Regions from separate parts of the Mus musculus genome. Here regions 2, 3, 4 and 5 are each linked to region 1. Evidence: chromatin loops called from intact Hi-C (ENCODE). Cell type or tissue: left cerebral cortex. All regions are shown on one strand.

Region 1 (5,000 bases):
AACCCCAGGGCCTGCCTCCTCTATGCGCTTCCTTCTCTGGATATGCAGTCACAGCTTTCCCCACCTTATGCCTGGTTATTCCTGACTGCGTAAGGCCATCCCAGGAGTGTCACTGGAGCAAACCAGAGACGGAATGATGTCACCATCCTCCAGAGAGGATGAGCCTTCACCAGGCTAACAGCTTCAGGCATCTCACTGCCCACTCCAATCGTAGCACGGGGTCCCGGATCCCCTGGCCTCAGGGCCGCAACTGTCTCAGCACAAACTCCCACTTCTTCAGTGCCAGTTCCGTGTCCTGAGCAGACACATCTCGGTGCCACACAGCCCGCACAGACTGTTCTGTCCAGGGAAACAGCAGCACGCGCACGGCACGGCCAGTCTGAGCCACCTCCTCTGCACTCACAGCCTGCAGGCGCTGGCATAGCTCCGAGGGAGGCAGCCCAGCTACCTGCACCAGCACCATGTTGGTCTCCACGGTGGCAGGATCCACAGAGCAAATGGGTGACGCCAGGTCTTGGAGTCCTGGAGTCAGATATGGTGGTGAGTATACCCCAACCCCAGGGCCCAACCATGCCACTGCCAGATCGATCCCACAGGGAAGGCAGAAGGGCACCCCGATTATCCTGTGGGGAAACAGCTTGAATCCTGATGTGGCATTCAGAAACATGAGTTGAGTCCTACTTTTTCCTTCTTCCTCACACTAAATAGATTGGTCATCTACTCTGGGCCTCAGATGTGGGAACATCATAGGGTCATTATGAATGTTTAGAACATGCACAAAAGACCCAAGTTGGAGGCTCTACTCTGGCCTGGTTCCTGACTCTGCTGGTTGCACCCAGTGTGGGGTGCCCCTTGGAGCAGGGCCGGTGAGGCAAGAAGACCCAAGGTCCCATCCTAGAGACTTAGTGCCAACTAACTCTCTCTCTCTCTCCCCTCTCTCTCTCTTTCTAGAGCTGAGGACTGAACCCAGGGCCTTGCGCTTGCCTAGCACTGAGCTAAATCCCCGACCCTGTAGTGCCAACTCTCAACACGCTAGACTCTTGGGGTGCAGATCTGCTGGGGACCTGATCCTGCTGCCCGGGACATCTAGGCCCAAGTAGGAGGGAGCAAAAGGGATAGGGGGGGGTCCTTCCAGGCACCTTTAGCGAATCTCTGGGCATTCTCGTGGTCCCTTGGTAGCACCTCCTCTGCCTCAGCTAGTCCCACCAGGGCAGCCGCAGCCAGCACTCCAGCCTGGCGCATGCCTCCACCCAGGGCCTTGCGGAGGCGCCATGCTTCTCCAATGAAGTCTTTGGATCCGCCAACCAGAGCTCCCACTGGTGCACCTAGGCCCTAAGGGAAGAGAAGAGACCCTATCTCACAAAGCCTGCCCTTGAGATGAGGTTAGAGCTTCAGCCTCAGCACCCGAGCGAGGCAAGCAGGTCTGTCAGGCTCCGGAAGGACAGCCTACCTTAGAGAAACAGAAGGATACAGAGTCACAGTGCTCTACAAGGCGGGCAGGGGGTATGCGCAGAGCCACTGCTGCATTCATCAACCGAGCTCCATCCATGTGGACCCTTGCTCCGTGGGCGTGGGCCAGGAGGCACACCTGAAAGCAAAGGGCAGGTGGTGTTCAGAGGCAAAATTTCCAAGAGACCACTGGGCTTGGAATCTTGTTTTTTTTTTTTAAATTTAAATTAAATCCAGAAGCACTGGATTCCCCAGGAGCGAGAGTTACAAATTGTGAGTTGCCTGGTGTAGGTGCTGGGAATATAATTCAGGTCCTCTGGAAGAGCAGCAAGTGATGCTAACCATCCAGCCTTCTCTCCAGTTGTCTTATTTTTATTTTATGTGTGCAGGTGTATGCCATTGCAGATGGTTTTGATCCAGCCAAACTCTCAGTCTCTCTCTCTTTCTCTCTCTCTGGTTTTTCGAGACAGGGTTTCTCTGTGTAGCCCTGGCTGTCCTGGAACTCACTGTGTAGACCAGGCTGGCCTCGAACTCAGAAATCCGCCTGCCTCCCAAGTGCTGGGATTAAAGGCGTGCGCCACTACTGCCCGGCTCAGATTCTCTCTTAGAGCACTGTTGTTAACCACTGAGCAATCTCTCCAGTCCGCCAGAGAGAGGATTTTCCTAAGGAAAGGGACTGTATCAGGGGAAACAGGAAGCCCAGAGTGCACTGGGCTGGCATTGGGACACTGCTGTGTGGGAGCCTACCTGGGGGAGGTAGCCTACCTGGCGGAGGTAGTCGACAGGGAGGACCCGGCCTCCCGCGCTGCTGTGAGTGTTCTCCAGGTACACGAGCTCACAGACTGGATGGTAGGGACTCCCAGAGCCCCGCGTGAGTGCCCTCTCTAGCTCATTCAGGTCCAAGGTGCCATAGGGCAGGTCGGGGAGGGGGTGGGAATGCACCCCAGCGATCTGCAGGTGGGAGAGGATGCTGGATCAGGTGGGTCCGGTGGCACTTCTGGGTAGGAAGGTTCCCCTGCAGTCAGAGCCACCTCTGGAACCCAGGGTCTTTCTTCTGAGCATGTTTACACAGCATCCGAACTGGAAAGGCTGCTGGTTCCTGCTTTTTCTGTTCAGTCGTTGCCCTTTGGCGTCTTTCTGGAGTGCTAGTGCTCCATCTGTCCACTAGAGGGCAGTAAGGCACCGCGACAAGTGAGCAAATCTGGGCCCAGGCCCTCCCTTCCATCTCTCTTTCCCCCCTCTGCCGGTTCCAGGCTGGTACCTGAGAAACAGGGGCCTACCTTGACATCCTAGCTGGCTGAAGAATATCCAAAACCCCAGGGTATTATTGTCTGGTCCTTACCTGTGCCACCCCGCCCTGCTCATAGACGTGGAGGTGGCATTCCTGCCCAAGGAGGACCTGGGAACCCCGGCGCCGGCAGTGACCCATCACTGAGACAGATGGGAGGAGGGCAGGATTTGGAACTGGGTCCAGAGGATCTCTCTGCCCCTGCTCAGCTTGGCCAGGCTGAGCTAGGGCCCCCAGTGAGCTCAGACTCCCTCTGTCAATTGGGAGTCAAAACACCTCACTGTCACGTGTTGAAAAGACTGGTGTGTTACACAATTCTAGGCTGTGAAGGCTGGACACTAATAACCTGCACCAGACCCCCATGGCCAGCAAGGAAGAGTGCCAGGATGCTGCCTCCAGGAACAGGCATCCCAGGGTACCAGGAGCAGCCAGAGGACAGAAGCACACTGGGAAACAACCCAGGCCAGGGCTGCAAGGTAAGCATCCAGGAAGAAGAGCTAGGGAGTAGCAGAGACTCAGACCTCACTCCTCCCACTGCCAAATGCAGAGTGCTCCACCAGTTGCACCCAAAAGAAATCCAGGTGTGTGCCCACCAGTGCCACAGACCCTTTGAGCTGGGGCTCAGAGGGGCGGGTAAGACACTCACCAGAGATGAGGTTGGCCATAGTGTTGGTGGGCACAAACAGCGTCCTCTCTACCCCAAGCAACTCTGCAGCCTTTTCCTGCAGTTCTGAGAAGGGAGGGGGGCAGGGGAAGGGCAAGAATCAGCAATTCCTCGGGCCACTGTACCGTGGCACACAGTTCGTGTGTACTTGTTACAGGGTTTGATAGAATAGACCTGTGATTCCAGTACTCTGCTGAAGCAGGAGGATAACTGAGTTGGAGGGCCGCCTGAGCTATACAGCAAGACCTTATCTTAAGCACTTCTCTCCGAAAAGGTACATTTGCTCGGATGAGAAATGATGGTCCTGTGGGTGGGGCTTGGAGTCTGTGATCTTGGTAACCACGTGCCACAGCCAGAGGCCCCTCTGTCAGTCCTCCTGAGCCACAGTCCCCGCCCCAGGCCACCGAAACTCCCTTGTGGTTTGAAGCCCCTTTCCCACCCAGACCTCACACCTGTTTTTCTCCCTTTCCCAGAAGCCCCGGCAGGTGAGGCCTTGTGGTTTCCCTGTGGACTTCCTCTGCACATCACCACGGAAGAAGAGCCTCTGGGGAGCGGGCAGGGCACAAAGAGTGCAGCTGGCGGGTGAGTGGATGGCCTGGGTAAAGGCCATGGTGGCTCTCCTGTCTGTGACACAATGCTCAGTGCTAAAGTGATCTAGATTCTGTCCCCAGAGGACACATACCCGTGTCTCCCTGAGCCCTGTGTGCGGTCGGGGATGAGTTCTGCTCGCTCCTCCTCCCAGCCCCTGGTTCACCCTCCTCAGACTCCTGTCGAGGCCAGGACCTCCCAGCCTTGATGTGGTGACCTGTTTACACCAGGTGCCTGCTGAGAGCAGTGTAGCTCAGCATCTTTGAAGTTCCTGGTAATATCTTGTTGTCAAGAGATTCTAGATCAGCCCCAATCACCCCTGGGTCCACAAAGGTCAAGTGTGATCTCTGGTGTATCTCTGGATCTCTAGTGCACACACAGCAGCACTAGAGGTCCACCTTAGCAGTGACTATTGACCCCGGGTGGGCTTTGGTTTGCTGTCTCCTTAACGCGCTGCACTCCCTAGATATGAAATTCTGCACCCCCCCCCCCCCCCTGTGAAGGAGCAGCGAGCACTTTCTTTGCTGGATTGATTTTGTCTTTGTGAAGTCAGCCAATGAATGAAGGAGAGTAGTTAGCCCTCCTTGTAGTAAGACCTGTCTCAAACCCTGGTTCTTCCCTGTTCCTGATGTGGGTCCTTGAACTCCTCTCTGCCCATCTCGGGGTCTTGCTTTGCCAAGTCTGGACAACACCCATCTGGGCAATTGGGTGACAGTGGGCAGAAATCACCAGGTGGTCCTGTTAAAATGCAGATTCTGGCTCCCCAAGTCCATTGTGGAGCTCAAGAGTCTGCATTACCAGGGATCTCTCCGAGAAGGAACAAGAACGCAGAGTGCACCACTGAGCGTCCTCAAATGTCAGCGAGGCACCCCTCTGCGTCCGTGCTGTCCTGTCAGAACCACGGACAGCGTCCCGGGGTCACCGCAACGACCCCTGCCCCGGGCCTGTTCGCCGGGCTCACCGTGGACCGTAGGGTCTTCGCCGTAATCATCGTCTCCTACAACCGCTTCG
Region 2 (5,000 bases), 120 kb after region 1:
GGGCACCAGACCACTGAAAAATGTTAGGTTTCAAAAGTTCTGCCTGAAAGAGGAGCAGTTTAGGAAGCTTTGTTGATTTCCTTTTGGTTTGTAAACCTCAGTATTCATTGTTCAGCTTTGGTGCTGATCTCTGAAGGGGGCTCAGGCAACCTACATGAACTATATCCCCTATACCACTGGGTATCAAATTCTGGATAGGCAAGCACTCTACATGGAGCTGTGCCCCTAGGCCTGACAGGGCCTCACCTCAGGTTACTTTCGAATATCCTTTGTAGCTGATGGTTATGAATTAATGGCCCATTTGTCTACAAGTGCTAGTCTTACCAGCATGTGTCACTGTGCCCAATTTCATGGGCTAGATAGGGGACATTTCCAGGGCCTTGTGTATGCTAGGCAGTTAGATAACTTTACCAACTGGGCTACCCTCCCCCCACCCTCTGCCCTAGTGTGTGTGCTTTGTAGCCCAGGTTAGCCTGGCGCACTGGGTCCTCCTTCCTTAGTCTCCCGAGCACAGGGATGACAGGAGTGCACCTTGCTTTTCAACTCCTGCTTTATCTTTTTTTTTTTTTTAAATGAAAAGCTTTGTTGTGTGCCCATATGTGCATCCTAATTATTGAACACAAGTCTTTGGGCTTGGTTGCAGGCAACTTTACTTGTTGAAGTATTTCATTGTTCCCTTTAAAAAATTAAAAAAAAAAGATTTTGTTAGTTTGATTGAGACAGGTTCTTACTTTATAGCTGGCTGGCTTGACTCTTTATGTAGACCAGGCCGGCCTCAAACTCATAGAGACCTACTGGTTTATGCCATGGAGTGCTGGGATTAAAGGTGTGGCCACCACACTCAGCCCAAGATTTTATTTTTATTTGCAGTTATGTGTGCTTCCATGTGTAGGTGCGTATGATGCAGGAACCCTTGGGGGTCAGACGAGGACATTGGAGTCCCTGGTGCTAAAGTTAAATGCACTTGTAGGAATCAGACTTAAGTCTTCTGCAGGAGCAGTGGACACTCGTAACCCCCGAGCCCTCTCCAGCCCATGAATGTTCCTTTGAGACAGGATCTCAGTCTGTGTCCCTGGCTGTCCTAGAACTTCTACGTAGATCAAGTTGTATCTTTAATTTTTCTTTCTTTTTTTTTTTTTAATTTTTCTGAGGCAGGGTTGAATGTAGCCCAGCCTGACTCAGGCCCGCTATGTTGTTAAGGGTGGCCTTAGCTCCTGGATGGGGGATGGCAGGTGTGGTGTGGCAGTGAGGGTAGTCTCTGTAGACTTCTTACGTGACTCATGTTTCTTTGAGACAGGATTTCATTCTCTTGGGGTGGCCTTGAACTCCTGATCTTCCTGCCATCCCCTGAGCTCTGAAACTGCCAGCATGTGCTACCACACGCAGCTCAGCTTCCCCAAAATCTTTGCAGTACTCATGGCTCCGTATTTCTAAACCGAAGGATTAAGTCTACAGTTGAGTGGGGCTGGGGGTTGAGTGACAGACTTGTGACAGTCAGTCTAGGACTCGAGTTCTTTGCTGTGTGTTCAGAAGCTCTTTGTTTTACAGTTCTCAGGGTAGGGGCTGGGGTTGGTGTTTCCACCAATGGGTGACCCTGCGGGTCTTGTCCCCCACCTCTGCCTTGTTTGGCTGGCAGCTTTTTCTGGTTCTCCGGGGCCTTGGTGTTTGGCATTATTTATGTCAGTTGTGGCCACTGACTGTCAGCTGCTGGCTTTCGATTCTTCTCCATTGTTCCACTGCACCTCCCAATTCCTCATTCCCCGAATGGTGTGGTTTCTTGTAATTCTCTGATCACTGATTCATTGATAATAGCTCTGTGTAGTCATGAGCTTAACTTATTTTAGATTCTGGCTTGCCAGTCTGACTCAGTCATCGGGGACTTGGTGAATCCTTGCGGCCAGCAGGAGGAGCGGTTCTTCACCGCGTGGTTTCCTCTCAGGCTAGGAGGTGCCCATAGAGACTTAAATGAGAAAATCGTTTCTTATTAGTGATCTTGAAATACTGTTGCTTTCTCTGAAGCAAGTGTCTGACTCACTGTCATTGAGAGAACTAGACAGTTCATTTATTCCTCGTGTGGATGGGTCATTGCTCTTCTAGGCGAGATAAAGGCACAGCCCTGCCTTTAAAGTGTTTCAGCCTATGAGCAGACAGTTCCAGGAAAGTAGGGTGGAAGGTCATAGTGACACCCAGGAGAGGCTTCTGAGATTATGGAAGGCTCCCAGTGGCAGAGCCCAGAGCTGTTTGGAATGAAGCAAAGTGAAGAAGGGGGAGTGGGCATTTAAGGGGGGGTGATGTGAGCAGGCGTGGGGGGGGGGCAGTGCTTGAACCATTTCTAGCAGCTGATGGAGTGTTGCTAAGTAGGAGAGGAGCTAGGAGCAAGTCAGTGTCCTGGGCCAGAGACCTTGGAGGCAAACGCTAGGTCCTTGTGTGATTTCGTTTGTGAATGGCGCAGGCCTGAGATTGGTGGTGGAGGTGCTCCTGTGATGTCAGGGCAATGGGAGGGAAGAGTTAGTCCTGCACTGGGGATGCTGCTGAGGTAGGGCGTCGGGTGACTGAACCGGAGTAAAAGCCACAGGTTTGGGGAATGATGATGAGGTCATTTGTGGCCTGTGAGCTGCAGCCAGGTGGAGGTGCCCAGTGCTCAGAAGCCCACGCCTAGTGATGCACAAAATGGGCTCCTTACTGGAGCAGGTGAGACTTAGTGGGAAGTGTATAAAGAGGGGGTTCTGTCCTCATCTTGAATTTGTTTGCCATACAAGAAAGTATCCTCTTGTGGCCTGTAGACTTTCCTTTAAAGCAATATTTATTTATTAACTATGTATAACAAAATCTTATTTTGTGGGGGAGGGGCGGCGAGACAGAGACACTGGTCCAATTCCTGGCTTGTGAGAGGGAACCAAGTAACCATAGAGGGAAGGGTCTTTGAACGGTGTGACTTTGGAGGGTTAGTGGACATCCTGAGAAACTTCTACTGAGGAATTTTCCCACTGCAGGGTTACTCTCCTTTGACCATTTCTAATGTGGGGGCTCGGCCTTCCCAACTCATTAGAGCTCTGTCCTTTGGCTTATTTTAGTTTTTGACACATCGTCTTATGTAGCCCAGGCTAGCTTCAAACGCGAACAGCTGATCCACTTGCCTTCAAGTGCTTCTTATTTCAAGTACTATTCACTGTGCTCTGCTTCCCTGAGTTTGTCAACGTTTTCTGGTTGTCCTGGGTTTGAACACAGGACGCTTACATATGCTGAACAAGCACTTTGCCACTGAGCTAGTCCTCAGTCCTCAGTCGCCTCCTGATTTATTATTTAGGGCAGTGAGAGCAGGTGGCAGAGAGAATCTGGAACCAAGGAATAGTTTCTCAGAATTCTCAGCTGATTGACTTTTAGTTGTAGCTTGGTAAGTTGCTGTTGAGTTTCCCTGAGTGTGACTTAGCTGGTGTGAGTGGGGCCCAGCTGGGCACATGCTGCTAAGCAGATGGAGAGCTGCCTGGGATTAAACCACTCAGTTCCTTCCATATCTAATCCTCTCTGTAAATACTGACTTAAGTCAGTAAAGGAGACAGCCTGACGGGAGCCCTCGGGGGCAGGTATGGTCCATGTCATGCTTAGTTCCTGCTGTGCCTCAGTAGCCGGCAGCTCTTCAGTCCCCAGTGTCACTGACTTCCCTTTAGCTTGTGGTCAGTGTATAGCTGGAGCGGTGCTTGCTGGGGAGTCCAGTGGCCACAGTGTTGAGTAACCGAGAGCATCACTTCCCTTCCTGGGCTCAGACGGCAGAAGTCAGGAAGGGCCTCTGCTGCCAGGGCTGCAGGAAGTACAGACTTCTCAGGAAGCTATGACTGTTGATCTTCTCATCAGTTACCTTTACGTGTAAATATGTAAATGTGGGGGAGTGGAGGGTGGACTCTTCTGAAAAAGTAGTTTCTGAAAATGGGATGACCAAATACCACAGTTTCTTTTAAAGACTTGGAGGGAAGGGCAGGGGGTGTTTTTGGACAGATTTGACTGGGATCCCATCAGTCTTTGCCAGGAACTCTGTGTGTTTCCCAGAGGGAATGAACCCTGAGGCCGATGTGCAGGACACAGCATTCCTGGCCATTGAGGGTTCTCTGGTAGGGCAGGCAGTCTTTCAGCTTCACAGCACTGTCCAAAGCTGAGCAGGTTGACCTACAGTTTGTATCCCCAGAGCCAAACAACTGTCATCTTGGTCTTTCAGCTGTGTGGACTTGAAAAGAGATCTAAGCTGGGCTTGTCTCTTCACATCTATCCTTCATAGATGGTCTGGGAGGGTCACAAGACCCACACCTGAGCAAGTATTCTCTCTTTAACACCTGCTGTATGCAAGACTGCTGCTTACAGCACATGGCCCTAGAGCAGGGGTAAGGTATATAGGCTGGCGAAGACTGCAGAGAGGGGGCTTTGGGGACATCATTTTCCCTGCTTCTGGTGTGTCCTTCTTGTGGGGAGCACATATGCTGACCCATCCCCTGTGCTCTGTCAGGAAGCCACTCATGTAATTCATGAGTACATGAGTAAATTCATGTACTCATCCAGAGTGAGCCTTGGTGTGTTGTTGCCTACCCTGGGAAGGAGTTTTAGTCCTACTGTCTCCCGAGGGTGGTGGCAGCACTGGGACTGTGGCTTCAGAGGTGAATTGCAGACAACACTGTGCTTCTGGGGTTGTCTCTCCGCTAAGAATAGGGGAGCTAGGCTGGGTCTCACCATGGCTCACCCATAGGCAAGGCAAGCCAGTGTCTTTCCACAGGTACTTGGAGCCTCAAAATGCTTGGTGAGATGAATGGTCCTGCTGCGCCACCCAAGGTGCTTTCTGTGGGGTGGCAGTTTGGCTATTCTGAACCCAGTTGATGCTGGGGAGGAGTGTTGAGGGGGAAACTGTTTTACCTGGGACTCATGTACACCAGGCTGACTTCGCCATCCATTCAGGGGCCCAGAGAAGCATGTACATGCTGTGTGCTGGGGTGGTTGAGTCTGTAGGTCGTTGGGAT
Region 3 (5,000 bases), 150 kb after region 1:
GTAAGCGCTGGACTTTGCTCCTCCCTCCTCCCGTCCTGGGCTGGGACCACCTGTGGTGAGGCCAGCTTCACCTATCTCCTCCTGCTCTCCCTGCACAGGGTTCTGGGGCAAGGGCCATAGCGGGGCTTCTTCCATTCCCTGCTCTAGGCAGTGTGGTGTGGCCCTGTGACAGACAGTGCTTAAAGATGGAGGAGCTGTTCTAGAGAGCTAAGCTTGCGTGTGGTGTGTGCTCGGGCACACAGGTGATGGGATGGGACAAAGCATGACAGACAGCCTGTCTTCCCTGATCCGCAGCAGGTTACTGTGATAGCAGGGAGGCAGCTTGATGCTCCCATTGCTCATGTAGTAGCCTGGGCAGTAGGGGATGTGGTTGGACAGGTGGGAGCATGGCCTTACTTGAGCTGCTTTGCTGTGCAGAGCTGGCTACCATGCGCAAGCCATGGGCTCTCAGGACCCGATGCATCCTGGAGGGTAGAGGGGTTTGCCTGGGGACCTTTGCTTCTCTGCTCCTGCCTTTCTTTCTCATGCCTTCATTTTTACTGTATTTACTTGGAGACAAGGTCTCGTTAGCCCTGGCTGGCATGGAGCTCACAGAAATTTACCTGTCTCTGCCTCTCAAGTGCTAGGATTAAAGGCATGGACCACCAGGCCTAGCAATACTTCCATTTAAAATAAAAAAATCTTTTATCAGTCAGGGACAGTGATTATACATCACGACACTCAGGAGGCAGAGGCAGGAGGATGTCTGTGAATTCAAGGCCAGTGTGGTCTCCAGTATGAGTTCTAACACAGCCAGGACTATACAGAGAAACCCTGTCTGGAAAAACAAAATAACCTTTAATCACTATTTTAGTTATTTTTCAGTCATTCTTAAATATTATACGAAAGTAGAATGAGATGTACCTGAGGGCCAGCCTCCCTCCAGCAGCCACTCTGCCAGGCTGGTGACACATGTCCATATGTCTCTAAACCCAGTGCCTACCGTTTCCATCACACTCTATACAGATGAATTCCTAACCAGACAATGTGCGTAAGCCTGGAGAAATAAGACTGGGCTGGCCTCAAGTTCATGGCAATCCTCCTGCCTCGATCCCTCAAGTGTTAGGACCACTTGCATGTACCACTGAACCCGGCTCATTGTAGTGTTCTTGGTTTGACATGAGATCTGAAGTTACTATTGCTGTTGCTTTTTGGGGGTGGGGGATGGTTTCGAGACAGGGTTTCTCTGTGTAGCCCTGGCTGTCCTGGAACTCACTCTGTAGACCAGGCTGGCCTCGAACTCAGAGATCTGCCTGCCTCTGCCTCCCGAGTGCTGGGGTTAAAGGCGTGCACTACCACCATCTAGTTAGGTTCCAGCTTATGATAGATAAGCCGGTTCAAATGTTGTGTCCCTCCTCACAGCAGGTCCCCTCCAGTGCACTTTGAGAAGCCTGCTCTCTTGTCCATTCCTCTCCAGGGTGTCTGGGAGGCTGGAAACTTGAGTTTCGCTACAGCACAGCCTGCTGTGCAGGGAACAACCATAGGGACCCCACAGCAGTGATGCTGCCTCTGTTGAGATCAACAAGCTGTGGCTGGCTGGCCTTGCCACCAGTGACTGGCTGTAGCAGGGGGCCCTGCAGAGTCAGAAACACCCAGACATAGCCAGGACGGCTGCTGCTTGGAGTTACAAGGTGGGGCAGTGCTGTCCTGGGCAGCAGCGCTCAGCATTGTGTGCGACCCAGGCATAACTGATACCAGCACAGGAACTGCAGGGGGCTGGGCGTATAGGGCACTGGCATTCGAATGAGCAGCACTGGGCAGAGTGACCCTCCTCTGCTCTGTGCCCCTGGTGACTCTCAGGCCTTTTGGGACTCCTCCTCTCTGCAGTCCGGGCTCTTTAGTCTGAATCCAGCACTTTGTTCCAGATACCTGCAGGTAGCTTGGCCTTTGGAAAGTTTGGAGATAATTTTGTCAACTCACAATTTGTATGTGTGGAATAAATTACTGCTTTATTTTAGGCTTCAAAGGCAAAATTAGAAAAATTCACTTTGTGTTATTACCAAGGATTGGAACAAGTTGCCTGGAGCCTGCTGGCTGTGCCACATGAGGGAGCTACAGTGACCCCTCCTGGCCAGCAGAGGCAGTGCACAGCAGCTAGGGTTCCCCAAGGAGGTTAGAGTCCCTCTGTCCCTGGTTGGGGCTCAGATACCAGGGCCTCTTCCCTTAGGTGACTGTCCTTCAGGCGCCTGGTCCCAGATCAGACAGGCTGGGGTGGGGCAGTGCCCAAGGAGCTGAGCTTTGCTTTGCAACTTTGAAGGCTTAGAAACCCAGAAAGTGATATCCTGCCCTACAGGGAGCCCCCCCCCCCCCTTACTGGAGCTAGAGGCTTTGCTGGCTGTTTCCCATCACCCCTGGTGTCCTCTTGCCTATCTCCCAATGTCCTGCCGCCTGTTTGTAGCCTGGGTGCCTTGCTGTGTGTTAGCTTGGCATCAGTACTGTCTGTCTCTGAGGCTTGGCTTTTTTCTCTTTCCTGCTGATGGTTCTGATAGATTCAGTCAGTCAGCGGGGCCTCAGCCCACCTGTCTGCCCATCATCACTAGGGGCGGGTACCTACTGAAGAGGGAGGGCTGTTGAAAGGGGTTGCAGTCTGCTGTGTCTCCGAGGGGTGTCTGTGCATGCCTGTGTGCATGTTAGGTGGAGAACCAAGGTCCACACAGCCACCCCACAGCTGGGTCTGGAGCATTTGCAGGGTGTGTGTGACTAGGTGGGGTGGGACCGGCACAAGTACGAGGTGGGGAGGGCCCTAGTCTGTACTGCTGCTGCCCTACTGCAGGCAGGAGAAACCCGGGACCCCAGAGCACAGCATGTGGTGACAGCTCCTGCTGTCCTTACTCTGTGGGAAGGGTGGCTGCATGGCACCTGTCTGTCACGGCTGGCTTTTTCAGTTCTGGGACAGCAGTTGGGAAGGCAGGCATGGGGATTACTGCAGGCTCTTGTTTATTCTTGAGCTCAGTGTAGATGCTGCTGTGTGCAGGGAGCACCTGATGCCCTGGCTGTGGCACTTTGTGTGCTGTACCCTGACCCCACCTCCTGCTTGCGCGAGCCAAGTTCCTGGGCTCCTGAAAGTCAGATTCAGGGTTTGTTTCCCAGGATGCTGGCTCCTTAGCTGCTGGGAATCAGGCTTCACTGCTGTGTGTGGCATTGGGAACTGAGTGCATCAGACGGGCACAATGATTGCAAGCATTTTAATCTGTACACATACACCCCGCCCCTGACACCCCCACGCCTGCTCCATAGCCCAGGAGCACTGGGTTTGTAAGAAGTCAAAAGTGGTAAAATGTGTCTGTTTTCTGGTTAGAACCAGGCAGGATCGGTACCGGCCTAGTCACACTGTAGGTAGGGCTACACCTGCAGGAGCAGCGCCACAGCTGCCAGGATCCACTTGGCTGCCTTCTCTTTGGTCTTCAGGTTAAAAGTCCAGACATAGGTGGGTCCTCGGATACGCGTCTTGTATACGGGGCATTCATAGATGTTCTTGGTCTCCATTCGGTCCACAGGAATGGCCTTGATGAAGATGACGGGCATGACTGGGGTCAGATCCTTCAACCGGGCTTCAGCAATGACTCCGGTCTGGGTGTCCCAGCGAGCTCCTGTGGGGACAATGGAGCTGAGGGTCTGGGTGCCCTAGGGGAGGCAGAACCCACTGTTTGGATGCTGACCGTGAAAAAGGGAGGCACGGTAGGGAGAGAGGCCTGGCCTCCAACCTCCCCACTCTTTTCAGAGACAGGCCAGTGACTGGGAGCCATGAAGCGTTCAGGCCAGGTGCCAGGGTCTGAGAGTGCCAAACATGGAGGAGTGTGAACCAAGGACTCCGAGGTGACTCTGCATGCCGTAATGGCTCTGAGGCTGCATCTTCTCAGAGCTTCATCTCAGCCTTCTCAATGTCAGTGGCAGAGAAAACTGACCGCAGCTCAGATCCCAGCAATGTTCCTTCCTGATCCCTCCTGTGTAATGTCTACTCTCTGTGTACATAGGGAATAAGTTATATATAGATGCACATATAAACACTATCTGCCCTTAGCCAGACTGCTGTTGTCTCTTATCCTAGCCAATGGTGTTTGTGTCCTGCGTGGCATTGGAATCACAATAAACATGGAGAATGGCTGTTGTGTTGCTCAAGTGATGTGGGTGCGTGACCCTTGGGTGGCCTGGTCCTGACACAGCATTGATGGAACTGTGATTCCAAGAAAACAGCCTTCTGGCTGCAGAGTAGATTCTAATGGGTGCCCTAGTGATCTCCCTCCTGCTGTCCTGGCTTGGTGGGTGGCCTGGACAGTCTTCCTCCTTGAAGCCTTTACTTAGGGGAACCTCAGTAGGAATGCTGGCAGAGGTGACCCCCCCACCACTAGCTGGGGATCAGCCCACATGCCCTGAGCCCCAGACTCAGCAAAGCTCCAGTTTGAGGTTAGAGGCCGCATTCCTCATCACGACTGAGTGGTTTAAGTTTTCTGCACACAGATGCTCCTGTCTGGGCTAGAGCTGGCTGGAATGAGTGTTGTCTCTATTTCTGAGATGGGATCTTCCTACTGCCCATGAAATCCTAGCAATCCTCCAGGCCTCCACACCTCAGTCCCCTCTAGGGCTCAGTGTGGCTCCAAGCCCACCCCTGCCCGGGACTGTGCCCGCCCTGTCTCATTTACAGCTGAGTGGACGTGATTCTGGAGGCTTCTTGGACAGACAAGTTACCTTCCATGAAGAGCCCGTACACGTAGGAGCCCTCTCGGGGAGGAGCGGTCATGTCCTCCCGATTCTTCTTGGTCACTTCCACAGACAGACACATCTTATCCAGGGGCCACTCATTTTTCCTGGCCATGGACTGCATAATAGCAGTGAGAAAGGACTGTGGGTTGAAGAAGCCAGCTAGCCACACAGTGGTGGGCAGGGCGAAGTCTGTGGTCCAGGATTCAAGCTCCTGGAAGAAAACGTGAGCTGCTGAGGGGAGCCTGGCCCAGAAGCCGCTC
Region 4 (5,000 bases), 99 kb after region 1:
GCGGAATCTTCTCGCCCCCAGAATAGATGTAGTAAGCTCTCTTGGGGGTACTCCCGGGGAGTGCCTGGGCAGGTGGCTGCTCCGGAACTTCGGACGAGGGTTCCGTGGGTGGCAAAGAAAAGGAGGGGGTCCCTGGAGGCGGCATGTAGTGGTGCACCAGCTTGAGTACACAGTCGAAGCGGGGAACTGGCTGCGTGCTTCGGGGGTCACTCTGCAGCGAAAAGCTGCCCCCCTCACACTGGATGCGTAGGTTCTTGGTCCCCGACTGGGTCTTGACGCTCAACGTGAAGAAGTGGCGCTGGTCCGAGCTGTCGCGGATAAGAAAGGTGCCCGCGGGCTCGGCGCTGAGCAGCAGGTTCGCCTCGCCGCCGGTCACGGCGCTCCAGTAGAATCCGCTCTCCTGCAGCTTGCGCACGGCGTTCACCACCAGCTGGTACTCGCTTTTGGAGCTGAAGGTCTTGAGGCGCAGGCTGGTGTCCAGGGGGCGGCTCATCCCGGCGGCGGGAAACTTGCTGTGGGTGACCATGGCGCACGGAGCCAGCGTGGATCTGCGCGGCGGTGGCTGCAGCTGCTTCGCGGCCTCCGCACAGCGGCCGCTACCGCATCCCGGGGAGCTGCAGAGAGCAAAGCGTGAGGCGCGTGAGTGCCCGGAACCCTCCAGCGTGCCCGGCCCTCCAGCCTCCGCCTAGCGCCCGGGGCACCCCTTTGCCCCGCTTTAGACCGTGTCTCAGGCCCAGCCACCTCGCGGAACTCGACTGTCCTCGGTCACTGCCGGCCAACCCCAGACAGTCTCTTCCCCTGCCCGCCCTAGGAGGACGCCCAGAGAAAACTCGCGCGTGGAAGTTGGGTCTCCAGGAGCGCGGCCAGGATGGGGAGAGACACAAGAGCCCTAGGGACGCTCAGGGCGCCTCTCAGTCCGGTGTCCTCAGTGGCGAGGGCGAAAAAAGGGGGGTGCCAAACCCGAGATATGTGAGAGAGGGGACAGGAGAAACCCGAGGGCCCCAGTCTGAGTATGACGGGAATCAGGGATCTTCGGTTCTCATCCGCTCTGCCCCCTACCTCGTCCCCTCCCTACCGGGAATGACCCGGGAAGGGGAGGAGAAACCGGGAAAAGCTCCCGAGCTGGACCGAGGCCCCCACCCTTCCCCACACCGCGCCCCTCCTTCCTACCTAGTCCCGAAGCGAAATCTCCGGCCTTGGGGCTGCGCCTCCTATGGTCCCCGAGGCGAGGCGGCGGCCAGCAGTGGCTCGCGCTGCGCCCAGATGTTGGCAGCCGTGAAGTCTACAAAGGGGCTCCCCGTGCGTGCGCCCCCTCTGGCTTCGCTGCTCCCCGGGCCGATGAGGCGCACTCCTGGGCGAATCAGGCAAAGGACCTGGGCGAGGGACCTCGACGGAGAGCTGGGCCGGGAAGGGGGCGTCCGGGAGCCCGGAGAGACAGCGGTCGTAAGAGCAGGCGAGTGTAGAGTCAGAGTTAGAGCCGCCTCGGAGGCCGCGCGCGCGGGTATTTACCCGGCCAGTACGCCCCGCCCCCCGATTCCTGGAACTGCCCGGCCGGTCTTCTTGTAATGTTTAGTCACTACTCTGCACTGAAAGGCTGTGCGCGGAGGGCGAGGGAGGGGCCGCGGAGGGCGGGCTTGGAGCTGGGGCCTCCAGGACCCGCCGAGACTCACCGAGAGGGAGACAAAGCGCGGCGCGAGGCTGCCCGACCGGCGGGCGCGGCGCCAGCCTTGGCCGAGCGTTCCTGGCAGCGGCCCCTCCCCCGCGCGCTCCGCCCCCAACTTCTCATTCACACTTTCCCCCCCCTCCCTTCTAAGAAGGCTGGTTTCTGGCAGAGGCGGGGGCGTCGCGATGGGAGCGCGCGGGCAGTTCTAGGAGGCCAGCCGGGAGAGGCTCCCTCCTGGCACCCCTTCCCTTTCTTTTGATCCCCGCGGGGACGCTCCCCTCCCTCTGCACCCAGGCCACTCCGAGGTCCTCATGTACAGTTCCAAGCATCCCGTGCCAACCAAAAGGGACGTAGGACCATTCAGCCACCAGCCCACTGGGGACCTAGGAAGTGGAGGAGGGGGATGCGCGACATTTACCTGTAGACAGGTCCAAAAGATGAAGCTGTGAGATCCAGAAGTGGAGGAGACACTGACTTAGAAGCAGCTACCTGGCCTCAGCTCATCCGCCCATTGCCTGGTTCTTCGGTGACAGACGTGGGTGCTGATGTCCTTTGGGGAGTGGGGTGGGAGGAGCAGCTAACTACTACCTTATCACTCATCTGGGCCTCCCAACCTGCGTGGCGAACTGTGGGTCCGCCCAGGTACTCTCGGCGCGGTGGGGGAGCTAGAGGAAAGAAACCCTCATCCCATGCTCGTCCCCCGAGTCCACCAGAGGGCGCGCTGGAGTCTTGTAGGCGAGCCGAGTTTTGCTGTTTCCCAGGCTCTGTATAGAGAGAATAAGAGGTTGTGGGGCTCCTTATTCAAGAACAGGAGTGGGGAACCCAGAGAGAGAAGCCTCACTTCCCAGGACAGGGTCAAACCTGAGAAGGAATGTCGACTAGGAGGACTGTCCACAGAGCGTTGTAACGGGTTCAGCCACTGCCTGAAAGTCGCTGAGGTGTCAGAATGGACCCTCTCTTGCCTCTACGTTTTAAGGTGTCTGAACTTTCCCGATGGTGGGGTGGAGAGGGAGTATTGATAAGAGCAGGTGATTGAGGTGAAAGGTTGTTTACTCCTGGTCACGTGAGTATCTATAAAGGCCTAGTGTCGAGTTTTGCAACAGGCAGCAGGAAGTGGCAGCCACCTGAGAACCAGCTAAGTGACACACAGTGTCTGCTCTCAGTGGGCTTTCTGACCTGCCCTCTTGGATACCACAGGCTTCTTGTAACACCAGTAGGAGGGCAAACTGACTACACAGAGTAGCTTGGGCTAGGAGGGAGGGCTGCCTGCTTCCCTTCTGGCCCACTGTGTCCAATCTGCTCCACTGATGCTGAGGAACTAAGAGAGACCAGGGCAGGTGCACTGCCTCTCTGGACTCAGTCTTGTTATCTGTTAAATAGGGATGGGTGCCCATCTGTCCCCCGCCCCTGGCAATTCCAGTAGTCAAGAGGCTTAGGGGCCTTATTTAAAATATCTCACACTGGTCTGATGAGCAGATGCTCACAGATGGAGATCCCACAGGTGAGGCCCAGTCCTTGCCTTCGAGTCACTCTCAGGCTCCCCAAATGGATTCTCCCTTTCTCTGTGAACAAGCCCTCCTTGATCTCATTCAGGGAGTGTTCCCCAGCCACTGCCTTGACCGTATGCTTCTGAGCCGAGGGCAGTGGAGGACAGGGAGGACTCTTAGGAAATAGCCCTGGAGTTAATGGATGGGAAAGTGCTTTGTAAATTACAATGCTCTGCCACGAGTCAAGTTCATTCATCCATTCCACAAACCCTGACTTCGTGCCTGGCTCTGTCAGGCCTCGGGTGCAGCGCTGGGGCGGCAGAGCTGCGGGGCAAAACCCACAGTGGGGAAGAGGCTGTGGGCCATGAGCAAGGACTAGTCATGATTGTGACCCAGTGAGACACTGTGATAGCTTCTTAAGTAAGAGAGGGAAGTCAGGGGCTGGATTGCTGGCTCAGCAGTTAAGAACACCTGCTGCACTTCTGGAAGACGGGGGGGGGGGGGGGGGGTGTTGGTGCCAGGACCTATGTAGGATGGGTCACAACTGTTGTAACCCCAGTCCTAAGCCACCCCAGGCCTCCAAGGGAATCTGTACTCATGTGCACCCCCCATACACACACACACACACACACATATACAGAATTAAAATAAATCTTGGTCCCTGTGATGGTAGCACACACCTTTAGTATTCCAGAAGCAAAGCAAGCAGATCTTTGTGAGTTCAAGGGCAGCCTATACCCTATATACATTAAATAGATAAGTGAATTTAGCCGGGCGTGGTGGCGCACGCCTTTAATCCCAGCACTCAGGAGGCAGAGGCAGGTGGATCTCTGAGTTCGAGGCCAGGCTGGTCTACAAAGTGAGTTCCAGGACAACCAGGGCTATACAGAGAAACCCTGTCTCAAAAATCCAAAAAAAAAAAAAAAAAAAAAAAAGATAAGTGAATTTGAGAGAGGGGAAGGGGAAGAAATGGTGTTAGAGCTAGCCTGGCTGGAGAGGCTTTTTTTTTTTTTTTTTTTTTTTGAAGACGTTCTGATAGATGATGCTTAGGAGAGCCTTCCCTCTGCAGGGCCAGCAGGGAGCTCCACCCAGAGCAAAACTGGAGGATGTGGGGCTGTTTGAAGAGGAGAGGTGGGACAGGACCAGCAGGTGTTCTTCTGCTCTCTCAGGCTGCTGTGGCCTGAGATGGGTGGGTAAGCTGGGTGTCATGCATGCTTTTAGGAACCTCAGCTGTTCTGTGGCTCCACTGCTCAGTGACTCTGTGATGTCACTGTGTGTTAGCTGACCTGATGAGAATGCCTCCCCTGTGTTGCTGTGGGGACTAAGGTGCTTAGCACAGTACCTTTGAGGCTTCAGATGTTGCCCACTTTCTAGAATGCTTGCCTAGCATGCAGGAAGTCCTAGGCTCCATCCTCAGTTCCTGCCTCCTATTTCCCAAGTAGGGTTTCACTGTGTAGTCCTAGCTGTCATGGAACTGGCTCTGTAGACAAAGCTAGCTTGAAACTCCTGCCTCCACCTACCTCCACCCCCTTCAACCAGGGATTAAAGGCGTGAAGCACCACACCTGGCTCAACTACTTTAGATATTGAAGATTTTTTCCAGGCTCTGTAGAGAGGCGTTGAGGTGGATTTTAGGTGACCAGGTCTTTTCATAATGGCTGCCTGCCTTGGGAAAAGCTGAGATAAGACCCAGCAGTGAGAGCCCAGAACAAAGAAAATTCCTTCCATGTGTAGGCTTTGAAGACAAACAGCTCTGAGCTTAGAGGGGAAGGGGCTCTGAGCTTAGAGAAGGGGCTGAGTTTAGCGGCCTAGTGAAGGCCCTATATAGGGCCTAAGATCATAATTCAGAAA
Region 5 (5,000 bases), 210 kb after region 1:
TTCCAGCTGGACGACTTTCAGCACAAAGCTGTCTTCTGCCTGAAGCTTGAGCTCCACGATGCTCTGTTTGATGATCTGGGAGACACAGTAGTGGCAGGGTTAAGAGGGCACGGGAAGGCAACCTTTTCTGTGGCTGAGCTGCCAAGCTGTGCCCCTAATCTCACCCAGAACTCACACGGCCCTGGAACCCCGACTCCAGATCTCTGTGGCCATCAGTTCTGAAGCCTGGGGCTGGCTGGGGAGCAGGAAGCAACTTTCTTCCCCCCTGCCCCCGATTCTTGCAGCACTCAAGGGCAAGTTTCTCAGGATGGATACGGAGGTGTACGTCGGGGAGGGGAGAGAATTACCTTCTCAAAATTCAGGTCTCGCTTCCGGGGCACGTCCAGAGCTGGGAAGAGGTCGCCGATCAGCCCCATGAACACGGGCAGGTCATCAGTCACGATCTTGGGGATGTTGAAGTCTCTCAGGGCCCTCATGAGCACCTGGTCCTCTGCCCGGGTGGGGTCTCCCCTCTTCAAGGAGCCGGCTACCACCAGCACAGACTTGATGGCCCGAAGGCCCCAGTCATAATGGTCCTGCGGGGAGTGGGAACTCGGATGTGAACTTGTCGTCTGACTGTGGTCATCTGGCACTGTCAGGCTCAGAGTTCATCTCGGGGCTAGGGAGGGGCAGAGACATAAGTATGGATCACCACCCCCCGCCCCCCCCCCGCCCCCAGCCGAGGTTGGACCAAGAGCCCTAGGGGCTGGGAGAACACACCACACCTGCTTAGAGAGCAGCTCTTTGCACAGGGTGTAGAGGGTGATGAACTTCCGGGCCAGGAGGCGAGCATCCAGGAAGCCCTCGGCCACAAGCATGATCTCACAAATCAACTCGAAGTCAGGGACCACCATGGCACAGGGCCTGAGAGGTGACCGAGCAGCTGTCTCTCCCGCTTTCACCTCCCTGGCTCCTCATCAGCCAGCCGCCCCTCTTCCCCTGGGCCACGTGTCCCTGCCAGTCAACCTTCAGGGTACATGAAGCCGGGTTCCAGCCTCCCCCATCCATCCACACACCCAGCTCAGGAAGCTCCAGGCCCCACGCCTGCTCCGACTCCTCTGAGACTCCTTAAGCAGAATAGCCAGTGTCTCGGCTGTGGACCGCGCCCCCCTCCCCCACTTGGGGAGCCCCAGGACCTGCCTGCTGTCCTGTTACCCCTACTCCATCTTGGGAGCTGCTAGCCTTGGGGTCTTCCACCTCCTCCACTAACTCCTCAGCCTGGGACACTGCCGGATCCCTCCTCTGTCACCTGAATAGGGCCTTCAAGTTCTCCGGCAGCTCCGTGCGCCCTGCGTAGCCAGGATTCATGGTGATAAAGATGCCCACGGTGGGGACAAGGCTTATTATCTCTCCCAGGAAGTTAAACTTCTTTTTCTTGGCCCGAATTGCATCTTGGACACACTTTACCTAGACAGTTGGTACACACACACACATTAAAATGTAACCATTTGTGTGTGCAAATGTGTGCACATATGTGTGGGTATGAACATATGCGAAATCCAGACAGCAACAGTGTCTTCCTCTATTGCTCTACACTTTTTTGAGACAGGGTCTCTCGTTGAATTCGGAACTCACCAACTGACTGGCTGGTCAGAGCGCCCCAGGGATCCTTCTGTCTCCCCCTCCACGGTGCTGGAATTACACATCTGGCATCTGGCTTTGTGTTTTGAAACAGGCCCTCACTATGTAGTCCTGGCTGGTCTTGAGTTCACAGAGACTCATCTGCCCCTGCCTTCTGAGTTCTGGGATTAAAGACCTGGCAGCATCTGGCTCCCCCCCCCTTAAGGAAAAGATTTATGTGTGTGCTTGTGTCTGTATGCCCGTGTGTTTGGCTGCCTGATGAGGCCACAGAGGCTGCGGAATCCCCTGGAGCTGGGAGCCACCTGGCATGGGTGTCAGGAAGCAAACTCAGGTCCTCAGAAAGAAACTGGTGCCCTTAACCCCAAAGCCATCTCTCCAGTGCCCACATCTGGCTTTTTATTTGGGTTTTAGGAGCTGAGCTCAGGCCGGTGGGTTTGTGTGGTAAGCATTTTATTGGCTGGGTTGTCGGCCCACCCCCAAGCCCCCGCGCCAGTTACAGAGTGTGGTGGCTGTGAATTAGCAGTGGCCTTCACTCTGTCATTGCCCTTGACTTCTGCCCTCCACCGCTGTGATCTTGTTGTTCGTGGTGTTATACAGCCGACCTCAGCTGGGCTTTTGTCTCAGGAGTGTCCTCTGGCCGTGACCCTGGCTAAATTCTGTCAACTCTCTGACAAGAACCCATAAGAGTCCTATTAGTAGCCACTCTGCATCCAAGAGTCTCTGGGGCCATCTCCTGCTTACCAGGACGGAGAAATCTGGTCTCTGCTTGGGATTTTAGAGGAACCAAAGGAAGGTAGCGGCAAACTGTAAGATCACCACTGGGGGGCGCTCCAGGCTCGTGACTGAAATCTCTCAGCCATGGGATTTTTTTTTTCCCCCTAGCCCAAATCTTGCTCGCCTGGACTTGGTAGGTGACTCTGGGTGATGCTGGGTTTTCCGCCCAGTCTCTAGCCCACAGGGCTCACACCTGGGCAGGACTAGAGGGCAAGAATTTGGGAGCATCTCCTGCTGCTAGGACCTTCCTAGCATTTTGGTCCCTGTTCTTTTGTGTCCACAAATATTCAGATCATCAAACAGGTGCCGTGGAACATCCTAGGGTTCGTCCCATGACTTGGGAGTGAATACTGAGTCAGAGAGTCAGAGGTGTGTGACTGACCCTGGGAGGATAGGGTGGAGGCGTGGCTATCACCTTGGCAAACTCAGTTGGCCCTTCTCAGATTGGGGAGTGGGAGGGGGGCTGATGAGAGCTCTAGAGGTGAGGTTTCCCCAGCCTGTGGGTCCTCTCACCCCTGTATCTCCTCACCACCTGGGTGTTCAGGAGCCCTGCCCTCACCCCCACCCCTACTGGTTTTTCCTACTGAAATTCTAGCAAGAGTAGCAGCTGTTTCTGCTACAATGTTGCTTCCGCTACAATGTACTGACTTAGCTCTGGGTGAACAGGTCGGTAAGGGACAGCAGATTGAGAACTGGTCACCTCAACCTTTCTTAGACTCTCTTTGGTGGTCACTTCTATGCTAGGAACATCACTGCGCACTAGTGCTTAGGTGTGTGTACCCAGCACCCTTCCTGTGTAGCCTTGGAACTCTTGCTAACACTCCCCTGACCCGTACCATCTTCCTTTCCCCATTATCCATCATTCCTTTTTTTTACTGTCTGGGTTTGGGGCAAGCGGCTAGGCCTGGTTCGTGAGGACCTCCAAAGTCGGGCCTTGGCCTAGGGCTCTGCAGGTGGGGTCTCAAGCTGATCTGAGATTGGAGGCCAGCCTTGGAGGACCTCAGAGCCCGTTGTCTATCCAGTCTGTCGGGCACCAGGACTGCTGGGGCTCCTGTTTGAAACACAGAGCCCTGCGGGTGAGTTTAAAAGCTTGGGGTGTTGACATGGCCCCCACCCTGTACCCCCTTTGCCTTGGATTCCCCATTGCTGTTCTGTGCCGGGTTAGGGAATTCCCTGGACACACAACCACTCCTTCCCCATCCGCTCTGGCTGGTTAGTTTATACTGAGATACTGCCGTGTTCTTCAAAGCCCAGAGTGCTTCATTCTCTTCTGTCAAGTTCACCTGACTGGCCTGAGGCCACCTCTGCACAGAGCTCCAGCTTGGGGAAGGGTTTCTCCCTACATGGATTATCTAGTGAACGCCAACCGATGCATGGAGATATTGTAACTTAGTTCTTGAAGCCCACAGCTGAGTTCCAGCCGGTTGCAGGCAGCCAACTGTTCAAACCATGTTCAGATAAGGCAGAGCAGCTGTGATCAATCCAGCTGTCTGTATTCTGCACTTCCTTTCCTTGAGACTATAAATACAGCCTGCTGGGGGGTGGGTGGGGGTGGGTGTGGGTGTGGGGGTGTGGGGGTGTGGGTGTGTGGGTGTGGGTGTGGGTGTGTGTGTGTGTGGGTGGCAGGCAGAGGGAGGGTCGTTGGACATTCTGTACCATTTTGGTCTAGTTTGCTGCCAAACAGTACAATCTCAAAGCCAACTAAGGGTTATCAAATATTCTCTCTCTCCCCTTCTCTGTCTTACAAAACAAAGTCTTAATCTATAGTCCTGACTAACCTAGAGGTTGTTCTATAGACCAGGCTGGCCTTGAACTTGTGGCAATCCTCCTGGGTTCATATCACAAAGTGGCAGGAGTTATAGGCATGAGCTACCACACCCAAAGTAGCTCTCTACGTTAGCATCCCCAGGCCGAATCAGTTATACCTCCCTGTATGGGACCCTTACTGTCCCCTCTGTGTGTAAGGGCCCCTGGGAGCCAGGGCAGGGCATCTGAGGCCTCACTGTGTCACCTCCCTGCCCAGTGCTTGGCTGTTGGGGTGGTCAGACAGGAGGGTCTCTGGTGACTGAGATGCCAGGAAAACTGGGCACAACTCCGGGTCCCCCACTGACCCAGAGACTAAGCAGAAGGGCCCTACCTGTACAGCAATCACAGACAAGACCTCCACCGAGATCCGGTTAAACTCATCAAAGCAACCCCAGGCTCCCGTCTGTGCCAGGCCCTTGTAGATGTTTCCACAGGACTACAAAGGGAAAGTCAGATCAGAGAGAGGGAGTGGCCCCCAGAGGCCTGCAGGAAGCAGGTGTCTGGAGACAGCGCCCTTGTACACCTGACCCGCAGGGTCCCAGCGTTTTTTCTAAGCGAACATCAAGTTAAGAAATCCCCCAATCCCTACCCCTGTCTTCTCATTTTATGCACATGGAGGAAGGGATCCTCTGAGGTGGGCTGGGGCTCCAGGAAGATCTTTTCGTGTGACTATGCCATTTTGTCCCCTGCAGGGTCAGCAACACACCCATGGAGTTCACACAGAAGTCCTTCTAGGATCAATAGACTTCACTTTTCTAGGGCCCCTGAGGGGGACACGCTGGTATGACCTTCAGTCAGCA

What was found. Hi-C counts contacts between places; a loop is a spot of excess contacts. Peaks named below come from ENCODE experiments on the same cell type or tissue, not always from the same donor. Only the 100,000 strongest peaks of a DNase experiment are listed, where the experiment ranks them.
Region 2: a loop joins it to region 1, with 2.3 times the contacts of the local background. A loop is called at or near these places in 7 of 42 quality-filtered maps.
Region 3: it touches region 1 in a loop (7-fold over the local background); 30 of 42 quality-filtered maps call a loop at or near these places.
Region 4: it touches region 1 in a loop (4-fold over the local background); 23 of 42 quality-filtered maps call a loop at or near these places.
Region 5: it touches region 1 in a loop (4-fold over the local background); 20 of 42 quality-filtered maps call a loop at or near these places.

Annotation. Positions count from the first base shown.
Region 1 is chr11:117,868,221-117,873,220 of GRCm38, forward strand. Tha1 (threonine aldolase 1) reads right to left here. Exons shown (of 7, transcript NM_027919.4): 1 at 4,951-5,000; 2 at 3,384-3,467; 3 at 2,792-2,880; 4 at 2,215-2,400; 5 at 1,451-1,588; 6 at 1,140-1,332; 7 at 1-522. The coding sequence ends at 239. It overlaps Gm11725 (a long non-coding RNA gene), which reads left to right and starts at 2,865. Exons shown (of 3, transcript XR_001780380.2): 1 at 2,865-3,213; 2 at 3,875-3,983. In left cerebral cortex, a CTCF peak has its summit at 2,615 (motif pointing right); DNase peaks (open chromatin) are centred at 2,622, 3,797 and 4,795; H3K4me3 peaks cover 473 bases; H3K27ac peaks cover 880 bases.
Region 2 is chr11:117,988,217-117,993,216 of GRCm38, forward strand. The region is part of intron 1 of Pgs1 (phosphatidylglycerophosphate synthase 1); the gene reads left to right. Among named protein-coding and RNA genes, the nearest start is that of Pgs1, 3.9 kb to the left of the region's middle. In left cerebral cortex, a CTCF peak has its summit at 1,892 (motif pointing right); DNase peaks (open chromatin) are centred at 1,872 and 3,647; H3K4me3 peaks cover 211 bases.
Region 3 is chr11:118,019,869-118,024,868 of GRCm38, forward strand. Pgs1 (phosphatidylglycerophosphate synthase 1) reads left to right here. Exons shown (of 10, transcript NM_133757.2): 10 at 3,537-4,143. It overlaps Dnah17 (dynein, axonemal, heavy chain 17), which reads right to left. Exons shown (of 81, transcript NM_001167746.1): 80 at 4,726-4,951; 81 at 1,855-3,629. The coding sequence ends at 3,382. Among named protein-coding and RNA genes, the nearest start is that of Mir6933, 20 kb to the left of the region's middle. In left cerebral cortex, a CTCF peak has its summit at 2,109 (motif pointing left); a DNase peak (open chromatin) is centred at 2,106.
Region 4 is chr11:117,967,705-117,972,704 of GRCm38, forward strand. It overlaps Socs3 (suppressor of cytokine signaling 3), which reads right to left and starts at 1,662. Exons shown (of 2, transcript NM_007707.3): 1 at 1,171-1,662; 2 at 1-614. The coding sequence starts at 526. In left cerebral cortex, CTCF peaks have their summits at 1,286 and 2,354 (motif pointing right); DNase peaks (open chromatin) are centred at 481, 1,673 and 2,372; H3K4me3 peaks cover 2,411 bases; H3K27ac peaks cover 2,362 bases.
Region 5 is chr11:118,081,537-118,086,536 of GRCm38, forward strand. It overlaps Dnah17 (dynein, axonemal, heavy chain 17), which reads right to left. Exons shown (of 81, transcript NM_001167746.1): 37 at 4,532-4,636; 38 at 1,289-1,446; 39 at 765-903; 40 at 348-575; 41 at 1-75. Among named protein-coding and RNA genes, the nearest start is that of Dnah17, 45 kb to the right of the region's middle. In left cerebral cortex, a CTCF peak has its summit at 2,445 (motif pointing right); a DNase peak (open chromatin) is centred at 2,439.